4 separate regions of the Homo sapiens genome follow, and regions 1, 2 and 3 are each linked to region 4. A link is a contact called in ENCODE Hi-C or POLR2A ChIA-PET data. All regions are on one chromosome and are shown on one strand. The core of a region is the stretch at or near the end of the contact, and the rest is flanking DNA. Distances in the headings are between cores, read along the strand shown. Region 1 has its middle 11 kb from the start of LINC02057. Region 2 overlaps LINC02057 (long intergenic non-protein coding RNA 2057). Region 3 overlaps SMIM15-AS1 (SMIM15 antisense RNA 1). Region 4 overlaps NDUFAF2 (NADH:ubiquinone oxidoreductase complex assembly factor 2).

Region 1 (2,893 bases), core at 394-2,893, 220 kb after region 4:
ACTCTACATAGTTATAATTCTAATTCTGACTAACTTGTTAGGGTTCTCCCTCTGGTGATATATTGTAGAATTTAAAACATGTTTGCAATAATGCATGCCTTCATCTTCCCTTTAAAAACTGTGTGTGTGTGCATGTCCACGTCATTGTGTCAGAGAATGGGTTTGCCAAATAGGCCTTTGTAGTCCAGTAGTTTGAACTATTAGATTACTAATAGAAATCTATGAGAAGATTGTTCTTCAGCAAGTTTTCCAGTAAATTATCTCTAGGCAAGAATGTAGCAACTGGGTATTTTAAAATGTATTTTTGTAGCAGCTATTGACAAAGTACAGCCTGTATTGCTTAAGAAATTTTAACATGTAGACATCTAAAGTGCATTGTTGAAATAAAATGATACATACATTCCAAGGGTCAAGGCTGACCAATGTCAGATTTAAGAATGTCAGTTGGCAGAAGTGGAGGAATTTGGGAACTAGAAAACATGGCTATTTGCTCAGGTTAATTCTGAAATGGGTGGAGGGAGAATCAATGAGCATGTGAATCCAAGCAGTCTTCAGACAGAATTTTTAGCAGTGCACTCACAGTGAAAGTAAAACCTTTAGAAACTAAAAAAATTAAACATCAAGCTGAACAAATAAATAAAGCAGGAACAAAACTGGCATAGGTCTGGTTTTTTAAAGAAGAGAACCAAAGCAGGCAGTTCTTAGCTGATCTCCTGGAATTCCTAGTAAAAGAAAGAAAGAAAATAAGGGTGCCCACACTGGATTATCAAATCTGTTTTCTTTTCCTTAGCTCTAGGGCTGTACAGAAGCCTCCATGCTCTTGGATATGTGTGCCACCTCAAACCCAGCCCCTCCCAGACGCTTCAGCCCCTGAGCTGCACCCCCACCTGGCTCTCCTTCCTCTCTCCGCTACCTGGCTCTCCCTCCCCTCTCTCCTACCTGGCTCTCACTCTCCCCTCCCGTACTGCTGGTCTGGGTGTTGTCAGTTCTTTCCATTATTATGGGTCTGTCCATGCCACCACCCTGATGCAAGCCCCTACTGTCTGCTGCCCAGCCTGTGGGCAGGAAGGAGCCCCTGGGATGTAGTAACTAAGCTTCAGGCTCTAGCCAGGGACTACCAGGGTCTCAGCTTGGTTCTAGCACTTACAAGCCAACCAACGCTGGTCCAGTGATTCTGTGTCTCAATCTCCTCTTTGTTAAAAGGAGAGGGATGATAGTCCCTGGCCCACAGGGCTGTGTGAGGACTGAAGGAGGCGATGTGTATAAAGGTCACAGACCAGTACGTGGCCCAAAGTAGCATGCTCTGTACACACCAGCTACTGTTATTTCTTATTATTTCCTTGCTCCCTTTCTTGCCTCCATTGAATCCATTTTCCTGCAGTTATCACTTTCAAATAAACTCTGATCATAACACCTTCCTGCTGAAAACACTTGCAAAATTTGCCCGTGATTTTTAGGAACAGCCTAAATCCGTAAAAAGGCCTCCAAAACTGGGTGTGGCCTGGGCCCTACCTCCTTCTCCAGCCCCATCTTGCACCCTCTCCCCTTTGTTCTCAGAGCTCCAGATGCCTGGCTGTCTTTCAGTTCTTCAAACTAGAGGAGCTTCCCTCCACCTCAGGGCTTTACACAAGCTGCTTCCTCTGCCCGGAACGCCGACTCATCCTTCCCGTCTCGGTGCGAGCCTCATCACTTCCTCAGGGAGATCTTGCCCAGCCTCCCTCACTAGGTCAAAGCAGGCTGTGGCACCAATCATACTTCTCCTTCAATGGCGTTCCTCAGGGTCACCATCTAACACATTTGTGTGGTTACTAGATCAACACCGCTCTCACTGCTACAGTGAAAACTCTGTGAAGGCAGGGAGCATGACTATTTTTTATTTATTCCAACCCTCAGAGCCTAGAGTAGTTCCTGAAATGCAACAAAGTAGGTGCTTTGAAATGAGGAAGGGGCTGGGTGAGGTGGCTAACACCTGTTACCCCAGCACTTTGGAAGCCGTGGTGGGAGGATCATTTGAGGCCAGGAGTTTGAGACCAGCCTGGGCAATGTAGCAAGACTCCATCTCTACAAAGAATTTTATTTTTATTTATTTATTTTTGAGACAGGGTCTGGCTCTGTCACCCAGGCTAGAGTGCAGCAACACAGTCACAGCTCACTGCAGCCTCAACTTCCCAGGATCAAGCAAGCCTCCCACCTCAGTCTCCCAAGGAGCTACGACTATGGGTGTGCACCACCACGCCCAGCTATTTTTTTTTATTTTTCTTTAGGGACAGGGTGTCCCTATATTGCCCAGGCTGGTCTTGAACTCCTGGACTCAAGCAATCCTCTGGACTTAGCCTCCCAAAGTGCTGGGATCACAGGTGTGAGCCACTGCACCTGGCCTGCTATAAAACATTAAAAAATTTCCTAGGCATGGTAGTGCATATCTGTAGTCCTAGATGATCCCTTGAGCCCAGGAGGTTGAGGCTGTAGTGAGCTGTCATTGTGCCACTGCACTCCAGCCTGGGTGACAGAGTGAGACCGTGTCTCAAAGAAAAGAATTAAGATAGAAGGGAGGGAAGAAAAGAAGGAGAGGGAAGAAAAATGCATGCTGGTACCCTTGCCTGTTCTGGAGGCCACATTGCCCTGAGGATTTCTGTCAGTCTCCAGGAACCATCTCATTCCATAAGCCTTGTGTGCTTTTCTCACTTCCTACTGCCTTTGACTCATTAAGGTGTTGATTCTCAATTCAATTCGAATGTTTGTTCTTAGGAAAAATGGTCCTTACATTGGCATGATGGTGTGACCTCTGAATGCAGTTTATGGCTTTTTTGTGTGTTTGTTTTATGTACAGACATTTTGTGATTTCAAGAAAGGATAAAGTGATAGGTATGAAGTTGCAGGGAAAAAAAATTCC
Region 2 (2,933 bases), core at 5-2,504, 200 kb after region 4:
TTTTGGCCTGATAGAGCTAAAACAGGTATTTCCAGCTTTGTCAGATCAAACTTATCACCTAATGGATACTTTCGGAAGTCTGTAGCTGATTCCTCATCTACTTAAGTTTCAGTAGCTTCTCTTCTCCAGATGAACATAAGATTACAAACTTCAAGTAGCCATTTGGTTAGTACCATTGCCATTAAGTAGGTGAATAATAAACTGCTCAAGGACTCACACTTGCCCTTTCTTGTCCTCTTCCAAAGGGACAGACTCTTACTCTCAGTAGCCCATATCAGTATTTGAGCATTCTTACAGGCAAATTCTCCCTTAAATCCAGCCAGAGTCTCTCCTGCTTTAATTCCATTTCCTCTTTCACTTAGGTCTTCAGAAGTCTTGTAGAATAACAGTTTGACACCCCTCCCATAAAACTCTCCAGGAGCTTGGAAACAGCAACCAAGTTCTTTCATAGGCTTCTCTACCGTAAGGTAAAACTTCTGATTCCTTTTTTTTTTTTTTTTTTTTTGACAGAGTCTCATTCTGTTACCCAAGCTGAGTGTAGTGGCATGATTTTCTGTTTCATCAGCTTTAGATAAGTCATAAGAATACTGCAGCCTTCACCTCCCCAGTTCAAGCAATCCTCCCACTTCAGCCTCCCAAGTAGCTGGTACTAGAGACACATGCCACCACGCCAGGCTAATTTTTTTATTTATTAAAAAAAATTTTTGGTAGAGACGGAGTCTAGCTATGTTGCCCAGGCTACTGTCTAACTCCTGGACTCAAGTGATCCTCCCTGCTCAGCTTCCCAAAGTGCTGGGATTACAAGCATGAACCACTGCACCCAGCAACCTCTGATTCCTTTTAACTTTCTAGTTTCATTCTGTTCCTCCTAGTAGAGGACTCCTGAATCTTCTCTGGGTTTCCCCCATCTTTATTAAAGTGTATAGGATTCAACTAAGGATTAATTATCTCTCAAAATGGAAGTCTCAGGCAGAGTGGCTCCAGCCCAAGCAAACAACCAAGGCTCTCTCTACAGTTTCTAGTAGGTTGGGGATGTCCCCCACTCATGTTGCAAGATGTCTGTCTGCAACAGTTCCAGACATCCCATGCAATACAACAATGCCCAGTGAAAAGAGAGGGTCTCCTCCTATGAGTCTCTCTGTACTATAAGAAAAGCCTTTTCCCAAAGCTCCCTAGGTGGCTTACAGTCAGACCTCCTTGGCTAAGATTGGGCCACAGGCCAAGGGCATGAGCCTGCCAAGACTGCCTGGACTAATAACCCTTCATGTCCCCACCCAGCCTGGCAAGGGGAGTTGTTTCCTGAGCACATGACCTTCAAACAAAATCAAGGCTCCACAAGCAAGGTGGAGAAGGGTGAGAAGGGGCAGTGTGGCTAAGTGGCAATCAGCTGTCTTTGTCACAGGGGAGCAAAAACGGGGCCCAAATGATTCTCCATATAGTTCAAAATAGTAATAATAACACAACAAAACAAGCAATTACTGAGAGCCCACTAAATACCAGTTATTGTGAGATCTAGCAGGTTCACAAAGATAAACAAGATGTGGTCTTTGACCTGCAGAGTTAGCAATCAAGTTTGGGAGAAGATACATCCCATATAATTCCAAAACTGTATAGTAAATGATAAAAGAGGCATGCATAGCATGTTCTGGAAACACAGTGAATGGAGGCTGGCTGGACTGGCTGTAAGTGCTGAGAATGAGTTAGCTTAAGAAAAACAAGACTTGGGAAGAACTATGAGTTATGTGACTTCTGATTTTCTAATCTTTGTGTAGTATTTTATGGTTTTTTTTTTTTTTTTTTTTGAGACACAGTCTCACTCTGTCGCCCAGGCTGGAGTGCAGTGGCGCAATCTCGGCTCACTGCAAGCTCTGCCTCCTGGGTTCACGCCATTCTCCTGCCTCAGCCTCCTGAGTAGCTGGGACTACAGGTGCCCGACACCAGCCTGGCTAATTTTTTGTATTTTTAGTAGAGACGGGGTTTCACCGTGTTAGCCAGGATGGTCTCGATCTCCTGACCTCATGATCCACACGCCTCAGCTTCCCAAAGTGCTGGGATTACAGGCAGTATTTTATGTTTTATTATTATGGCTCATCTAAAGTTGATGAAATAGAAAATCCTTTCAAGCCTTGAGGGTGGTGTGAATTTCAAGGGTCATTTCCTATGAGTTCATTTTTTCATATTTCGTGTCTGGATGAAATCCATTTTATGATGAGTGAATTCCATGTTTAAACAAGGAAGCCACTCATCCAGTAGGAAAATGTGTGAAGGAGAAAATGAATGCAGTCTTGATCATCATGATGTCACTGGTTCTGAAAATGGGCTTGTTTAAGTATTATGAGAAAACTTCAGTAATTTGGACTGAGGAGGAATTGGTCAGAATGAGTGAAAGTCATTTGGAATTATTAAAACACAGTTTTTATTACTTTTATTTAAGTCTAGCTTAAGTTTAAAATTGGATGACAGAGTTGCTAATGAGGAATGTGTATTAAATTGTTAAGAATGATTTCCTTAGCAAATTCACCATCTCCCTAAAAGTGCTCCTCAGATGGTAAGGGACACTAGAAAACAAGTTATTCTTTTCTCCTGTGTCTTTCTTTTTTCAAGTTTTTACGAGATTTACACTTCACTAGGAAAATTTGCTTTAACAAATATAAACTTTAGCCTGGTCTCTGTGGAGTTTATTATAGAATTAGGAAAATGTAAAACGTAATTGCTTTTTAAAATCTTAGTTACAGAACTGGAGTTGTGTGTCCATGCTCTCACATAAGAATACAAACTTTTTTTATAAATCAATAAGAAAAAGATAAACATTGCAATAGACACACAGGCGAAAGTCATGAACAGGCAATTCAAGGCAACAAATCATATAAAATAGATTTCTTAATAATCACATAAATGAAAGTTAAAACAAAGTATCACCTATCAAATTGGCA
Region 3 (2,872 bases), core at 165-2,664, 180 kb after region 4:
TTACTTCCCACAGAGCTGGTTGCTAAAGAGCCTGGCACCTCCCAGCTCTCTCCTGCCTCCTCTCTCACCCTGTGGTCCCTGCACAGGCTGGCTCCTCTTGGCCTTCTGCCTTGATCGGAAGCAGCCTGAGGCCCCCACCAGATGCAGATGCCCAATCTTGAATTTCCCAGCCATCAGAATCATGAGCCAAATAGACCTTTTTTTCCTTTATAAATTACCCAGCCTCAGGTATTCCTTTATAACAACACAGTGCTTCTTTTCACTGGCCACTTCTCACCACCCCATTGCCACTACACTGGTCCAAGCCAAAATCAGTCTTCTCTGGATGAAATGGGCAAAAGCCTTGAATAAGCTTTCACAGAAGCAGAAACACAAATGACCAATGTTCACAATATGTTTAATCTCATTAATATCAGAACAATTCAAGTTCAAATTTGCAATGTAAATCGCTAGATTTAAAAAATATCATAAGTGTCATAAGACAAAGTGTGAGTGAGGATATGGAACAAATGGAAACCCTAATGCCTGCTGTTGGAAATGCCAATTGTGCCATCATGGAGAAGACAATTTGGTATTAACCCCTAAATATGAACTTCACCATGTGTACCAGGAGACCTGTTTTGGAATGTTTACAGCAGCACTGTTTATCATAATAACAAAATCAAACAACCCTTCTCAAAGAAACACAATTTTGAGAAGCTAGAAAGAACTCAGATGTCCATTGACTGAATGAGTAAATGAACTCATGAATATGAATAAATAAATTATAGTATATTCATACTATATAGTTTGGGGCAGTGAAAATGAACGAAGCACAGCTGCACACTGGCTTTCTCTTCAGTCCTGCTGGCCCGTGTTGCTCACACCATACAGTTCAACTCCACAGTGGATCCAGTAACACCGTCCATCCAGTGCCAGTGTGGGCTTTCAGTGCGGCCCCAGCTCCCTTCCTCTTAAATGCCACCTCTGACTCATCCTGCTTCTGGCTTTATCCACCAAATAGTTACTGGACCTCACCTCCAACGCAGGCGCTGTGTGTGTGTGTGTGTGTGTGTGTGTGTGTGTGTGTGTGTGAGAGAGAGAGAGAGAAAGAGAAAGAGAGGTGATTCTTGAGGAGAGAGAAGATTCCAGAACAGTGTTATGATTCTGTTAGGAAGAGGAAGGAGGGAATAGATGCTGGATATGCCTGCACGCAGCCACTGCCCACTACTGCTGGTTTGTTTCTGTGTCTTCTACCATAGTGCAAACTCCTTAAGGGGAGAAACCATGTCAGTCGTCTCTGCATTCCCCTACCACAGTGCCTGGCACATGCCAAGCATTCAAGAAATATTGAACAGAAGCATAGCATGAGAGAGACCTAACTGGTCAGACCTATGGAAATAGACCTAACTGAAACAGAAACCAGGTCAAGAGCCTCTTGCCAGAACCAACACGCTCCCTGGGAGAGCTGCTATCAAAAGATAAGGAAATGGGTGGATGACAAATTAGGAAGTAGAGGCAGTTTAAGGGCTACTCTGAGTGGCAAAACAAAAGCACGGTGGTCAGGTACAATGATCGCCCCTGGGGAAGGGAGCTAAGTTCGCAAGGCTGTGACCACCGTTGCCTTTTAATGAAATCTTCAGAAGTAACCCCATAGGAAGGTGGTATTTTCCTGATCTTAAAAGAAGCACAGCAGGAGTTTTTGTTCTCCAGCCGCGGAGTCGTGGAACATGGCTTGCCATCCAACTGGAACGGCATTTTTGGCAGCAGTGCCTTTTGGTAGCTTTTCCCAGCTTGCCCTCTGCATAAGCCAGCCACTGCCCAGGCAGGCTGTGGTGGCACCACAATGCAGATGCACCAGGCCCTCTGGGCTCACCCACTTGCCTCTGTGTTTGAAATCAGTCCAGTGTTAATGCATCATACACCCCTGGTGATGACTCATTTACAACCCCTGTGTCTGAGAAGGTGCCGGAGAACTCAGAGAAGAGAAGCTCAAAATTGTCCTGACTTACGGTCAAAACACTAAGATCTGGCCAGTGTGTGCAAGTATTTCAGGACCAGAATCGACCCTCCTCCCCCGCTTCACAGCAGGGTCATCACATGTGGTTACGCATGTGGTTGCACGGAAGCTCTGGCTGCGGTATAGGGGGCACTGAATCCAGATTGCACTCTGCTCACCAAGCTTGCAGGTGGGGTGCTTCCTCCATCTGCCTGGACGATGGGGCTCTTTTCTTCTCCTAGACACTTCTGCTTGCCAAGCCAGGGCTGCATCTGCCTAGAGGGGCCCTCTCATCTAACTGTTACAGAGGCACAGTGTTACCTTCCCATCCTATCCTTAGGACAGACCCAGAAGCCTTGGGCTGATTTGAGCTTGCTTTTTGTCCCAGCAGGAAGTATGCAAGTATGCAAGAACCAGCAGCTTTCTTACTGGCAGTGAGACCATCCGAGATGCTTGTCCTCCTTGATCCTGTTCTCTGCCAACTTCCCATTCCCCTTCCTGCAGATGGGCCGTGATCCTGGCCTATCTTCCCAGCTTTGCTCATGGTTATCTGTGTCTTCCTGGTTGCTGTCTGTCTGCAGAGCATCCTCTGACCCATTGATCACCCTGCTGGTGGGGGCCGTGGCTGCTCAGTCTGCTCTCAACCTGCCCCCTGGCTCCTCGCCAGGCTGATTCCTGGCTCATGGCTTAGCCCTCAACTTCCGTTTGTTTGTGCCTAGGCTCCTGCCTGGTTGCTGACACCAGCCCTGAATGCTGCTGGCCTGGGCTTTCGGTCTTGACTCTGGGCTTCAGAACTTATAGGCTTAGCACTGACAGCAACCTCTGATCTGGACAGGAAGGGGTTGTTTCCCACGGATGGAGTGTATCTGTCCACCCCAATTAGACATCTTGGAG
Region 4 (3,250 bases), core at 364-2,863:
GTTATCATGCTGAGAATTGTATATAGCATACATCTTGGTATGCCTCCAGGAATGTGAGGCCATTAGGTTGTCAGATATGAGTCATAGTGGGAAAAATATTAGGGTCATTGAACCAGAGTGTGAACAACTTGAGCCTTCTTTCTTTTTCTCCCACATATAGCAGTGTTTGACCTAGGCATTAGTATAAACACTAAAGTGAAGAGTTTGGATTTTTGCTGTATTAAAAAAAATGCATTGTAGAATTGAGTTTTGTATAGGGATGGTGTTAGAATTGTGGTACAATAAAACTATTATAAGATCATTCTCTTCCTTCTTCCAGAAAGGATGTAAGATTGAAGACTCAAAGATAGAGGCATAAAATTGCAGTGAAAGGAGGAATGTAAAGTCAGGGTGGGGAAAAAGTAGAACCAGATATGAGGCACTAATATAAACTCTGATTAGCTATGCATTTTCTAAGAGTGGACTCAAATGCAATTCTGACCTTTGTAGCAACCAACTCAAAAAGGAGAAACCTTTAAGTCAGAACCTCACAATGGCTCTGAGGTCAATCAAACAACTACTTAGAGAAGTATAACTATTTTTTCTTTTCCAAAAATAAAGTAGCTTTATTTTGCTTTCATTCGAAAAACAATATGTTACTTATTTTAAAAAAATCAAGCAATAAAGTACAAAATCTTATATAATTACCCCACTAGAGCACTTGTGGTCATACCCCTAAGCTTCTTGGTAGTCAGTCCAGAAAAGGAAACAGTTGGTCGCACAACTCATACTGCTCAATTTATATTCCAAACAGTATGAGAGCTTGTTAATTTTCCTACACTCTTAATAACACTGGGTCTGTGTTGTTAATCTTTCCTGGTCCTATAAGAGAAAAATTATATTTGTTATTTTCTCTTTTTTTCTTTTGAGACGGAGTCTTGCTCTGTCGCCCAGGCTGGAGTGCAGTGGTGCGTTCTCTGCTTACTGCAAGCTCCGCCTCCCGGGTTCTCGCCATTCTCTTGCCTCAGCCTCCCGAGTAGCTGGAACTACAGGCGCCCGCCACCATGCCCGGCTAATTTTTTGTATTTTTAGTAGAGATGGGGTTTCACCGTGTTAGCCAGGATGGTCTCGATCTCCTGACCTCGTGATCCGCCCGCCTCGGCCTCCCAAAGTGCTGGGATTATAGGCGTGAACCACTGCGACTGGCATATTTGTTATTTTCTATTATCCTTAATACTAATGTCTGATGTGACTTTTTCTATGGTTTTTATAAGTAGACACTAATGTAATGAACAAGTATTCTTGATAACATACTTTGATTAATTTGATAAGTTTTTTTCTGGAGTATTATAATAACACTGAATTATGGGTAATGGTATTTCACCAGGTTTTTAATTCAGTAAAACCAGTTTTTCTGGGGCGAATATGATAGTGTTCGTTATTCAACCTTTTTGTTGATTTGGCTTTATTCAGGAACATATTTGTGGTAGAGACCACTAGCTTCCTACCAAAATCACTTTTTCCTTCTTCGTGGATACACAAACTACCTTTAGCAGCTCCATTTGAAATTAAGTGTGCTATGTGACTAAGTTTTCTCTAGTGCATTGTAAATGAAACAGATGTGAGTCACTTCATTGGCATGAGCCATAAAAATCTCCATTATGTGTTCCTGGGTGCTCTTTTTCTTTCTGACTAAATGAAATGGCAGTGTTCAGGGAAGCCTTAGAAGTCATGTGTTGAAAATGACTGAGTAGCCATCAGCCTGGATCTTTGAATGACTGCATGGAAAGAACTGCATGGCCTACCTGAACATTCACCCAGCACTGTTGCATAAGAAACAAATACACTTCTAATTATTTAAACTACGTAGTTTTTTAGAGTCTGTTTGTTACTGCAGCTTAGCCAATCCCAATTAATACAATATTTTAGAAAATATAACTGAACAGAAATTGAGCTAGATTCAAATGATCCATGTCATCAGGATATGCACCATCTCCATAACATGACTCTGAATTGGTTTCATTCATAGATAGATTTTCTCCACATAGTAGAATAGATGGCCCAGCAATCACAGGTCTTACATGGTCTTTATAGCTTATGATCATAGAAGCTGAGAAAGTATCTTTTCCTGGAAGCACCAGCAAAAGTTCTAGGAAGACTCTTCATTGGCCCAGCAGGGGTCATGTACCCATCCCTGAAATAGTTTCTGTGGCTAAAAGGATAGAATACCATGGGTCAAATTTGGTTAACATTCCTACCTCTAAGTAGAAGGGTGATAGTCCCACACAACCCCATGGACAAAGTAGGATCATATGGAATGGAGTAGTTTCCTAAAGAAACAATAAAGAATAGACATCAGAATACAATATGGTTAGGTTTTTAAAATTAATATAGACATGAAATGAGAGGGACCTGGATGAAGGTCTTGGTGTGGATATAAAGGGAAATATTGAAATAAAATATATTTTGTTGAAAGTTTGCATTGTCAGGGAGGGAAATAGTAGAAAAAACAACTGAACTTTAAAAAACAATTAAAAATTTTAATTTTGGTAAAAAATAAAACATATGAGGTGGTAGGATCACTTGAGGCCAGGATCAAGACCAGTCTGGGCAACATCACGAGACCCCATCTCTACAAAAAATTTAAAACTTAGCTGGGCACGTTGGCATGTGCCTGTAGTCCTAGCTACTCCAGAGGCTGAGGTGGGAGGATTTTTAGAGCCCAGGAGTTCAAGGCTGTAGTGAGTCATGATCACACCACTGTACTCATTCCTGGGTGACAGAGTGAGACTATGTCTCTAGAAAAAACAAAAATAAAATAAAAATATAACATCTTAAGCAGTTTGAAGTGTACAGTTCAATATTTTTAAATATATTCACATTGTAAAAACAACTGTAGTTTTTGAATTAGGAAATGAGTAAAGTAATAGTCCTATCAAAATATTTGAGAGATTTGAAAGGAAATGCAGTTCAGGCCTGGGAGAGGTGGGTGTCATAAACACTGATCAAGCAGGCCAGACCATAGGTTTCCAAGTCCTAGGGAGCCAATAGAATAGTCCTGGGCAGGTGATTTGTGAGACAGGAGTAGCTAACAGTGAGGAAAATGGTCTACACCTGGGCAGTTGACGTCACCATTAGACCAAATCTCAGTAGCATTCAGTAACGATTTCTAGAACTGAGATACAGGGCAAAATCCAAGGAACAAAACCCCCTTGCTACTTAATTGGTACCAGCAACAAAAGTGACTTCATATTGACAGACTGACTTGGGA

Evidence for each region. A loop is a pair of places that touch in the nucleus more often than their neighbours do. ChIA-PET counts read pairs that join two places held with the same protein, here RNA polymerase II (POLR2A). Pooled maps may share reads with other maps.
Region 1: a map of endothelial cell of umbilical vein shows a loop between it and region 4 (4-fold over the local background). The contact joins two enhancer-like sites. A Hi-C loop is called at or near these places in 2 of 168 maps with a recorded cell type or tissue (endothelial cell of umbilical vein and naive thymus-derived CD4-positive, alpha-beta T cell), 1 of 37 single-sample maps with no recorded cell type and 12 of 50 pooled maps. POLR2A ChIA-PET finds 5 or more read pairs at or near these places in 3 of 52 experiments (AG04449, IMR-90 and activated B cell).
Region 2: a loop to region 4 is called in a map of Calu3, with 3 times the contacts of the local background. The contact joins two enhancer-like sites. A Hi-C loop is called at or near these places in 1 of 168 maps with a recorded cell type or tissue (Calu3) and 1 of 50 pooled maps. POLR2A ChIA-PET finds 5 or more read pairs at or near these places in 2 of 52 experiments (HepG2 and IMR-90).
Region 3: a map of K562 shows a loop between it and region 4 (2.8-fold over the local background). The contact joins two enhancer-like sites. A Hi-C loop is called at or near these places in 2 of 168 maps with a recorded cell type or tissue (Caco-2 and K562), 4 of 37 single-sample maps with no recorded cell type and 8 of 50 pooled maps.

Annotation. Positions count from the first base shown.
Region 1 is chr5:61,274,353-61,277,245 of GRCh38, forward strand. No RefSeq gene overlaps it. Among named protein-coding and RNA genes, the nearest start is that of LINC02057, 11 kb to the left of the region's middle. Within about 2 kb of position 1,644, at least 8 of the 41 ENCODE cell types and tissues checked have a DNase peak (open chromatin) inside an H3K27ac peak, as active enhancers do.
Region 2 is chr5:61,255,422-61,258,354 of GRCh38, forward strand. All of the region lies in intron 1 of LINC02057 (long intergenic non-protein coding RNA 2057), which reads right to left. Among named protein-coding and RNA genes, the nearest start is that of LINC02057, 8.0 kb to the right of the region's middle. Within about 2 kb of position 1,255, at least 4 of the 41 ENCODE cell types and tissues checked have a DNase peak (open chromatin) inside an H3K27ac peak, as active enhancers do.
Region 3 is chr5:61,227,002-61,229,873 of GRCh38, forward strand. All of the region lies in intron 3 of SMIM15-AS1 (SMIM15 antisense RNA 1), which reads left to right. Among named protein-coding and RNA genes, the nearest start is that of LINC02057, 36 kb to the right of the region's middle. RefSeq lists a silencer at 707-907. Within about 2 kb of position 1,415, at least 2 of the 41 ENCODE cell types and tissues checked have a DNase peak (open chromatin) inside an H3K27ac peak, as active enhancers do.
Region 4 is chr5:61,051,423-61,054,672 of GRCh38, forward strand. The region is part of intron 1 of NDUFAF2 (NADH:ubiquinone oxidoreductase complex assembly factor 2); the gene reads left to right. Among named protein-coding and RNA genes, the nearest start is that of NDUFAF2, 110 kb to the left of the region's middle. Within about 2 kb of position 1,614, at least 6 of the 41 ENCODE cell types and tissues checked have a DNase peak (open chromatin) inside an H3K27ac peak, as active enhancers do.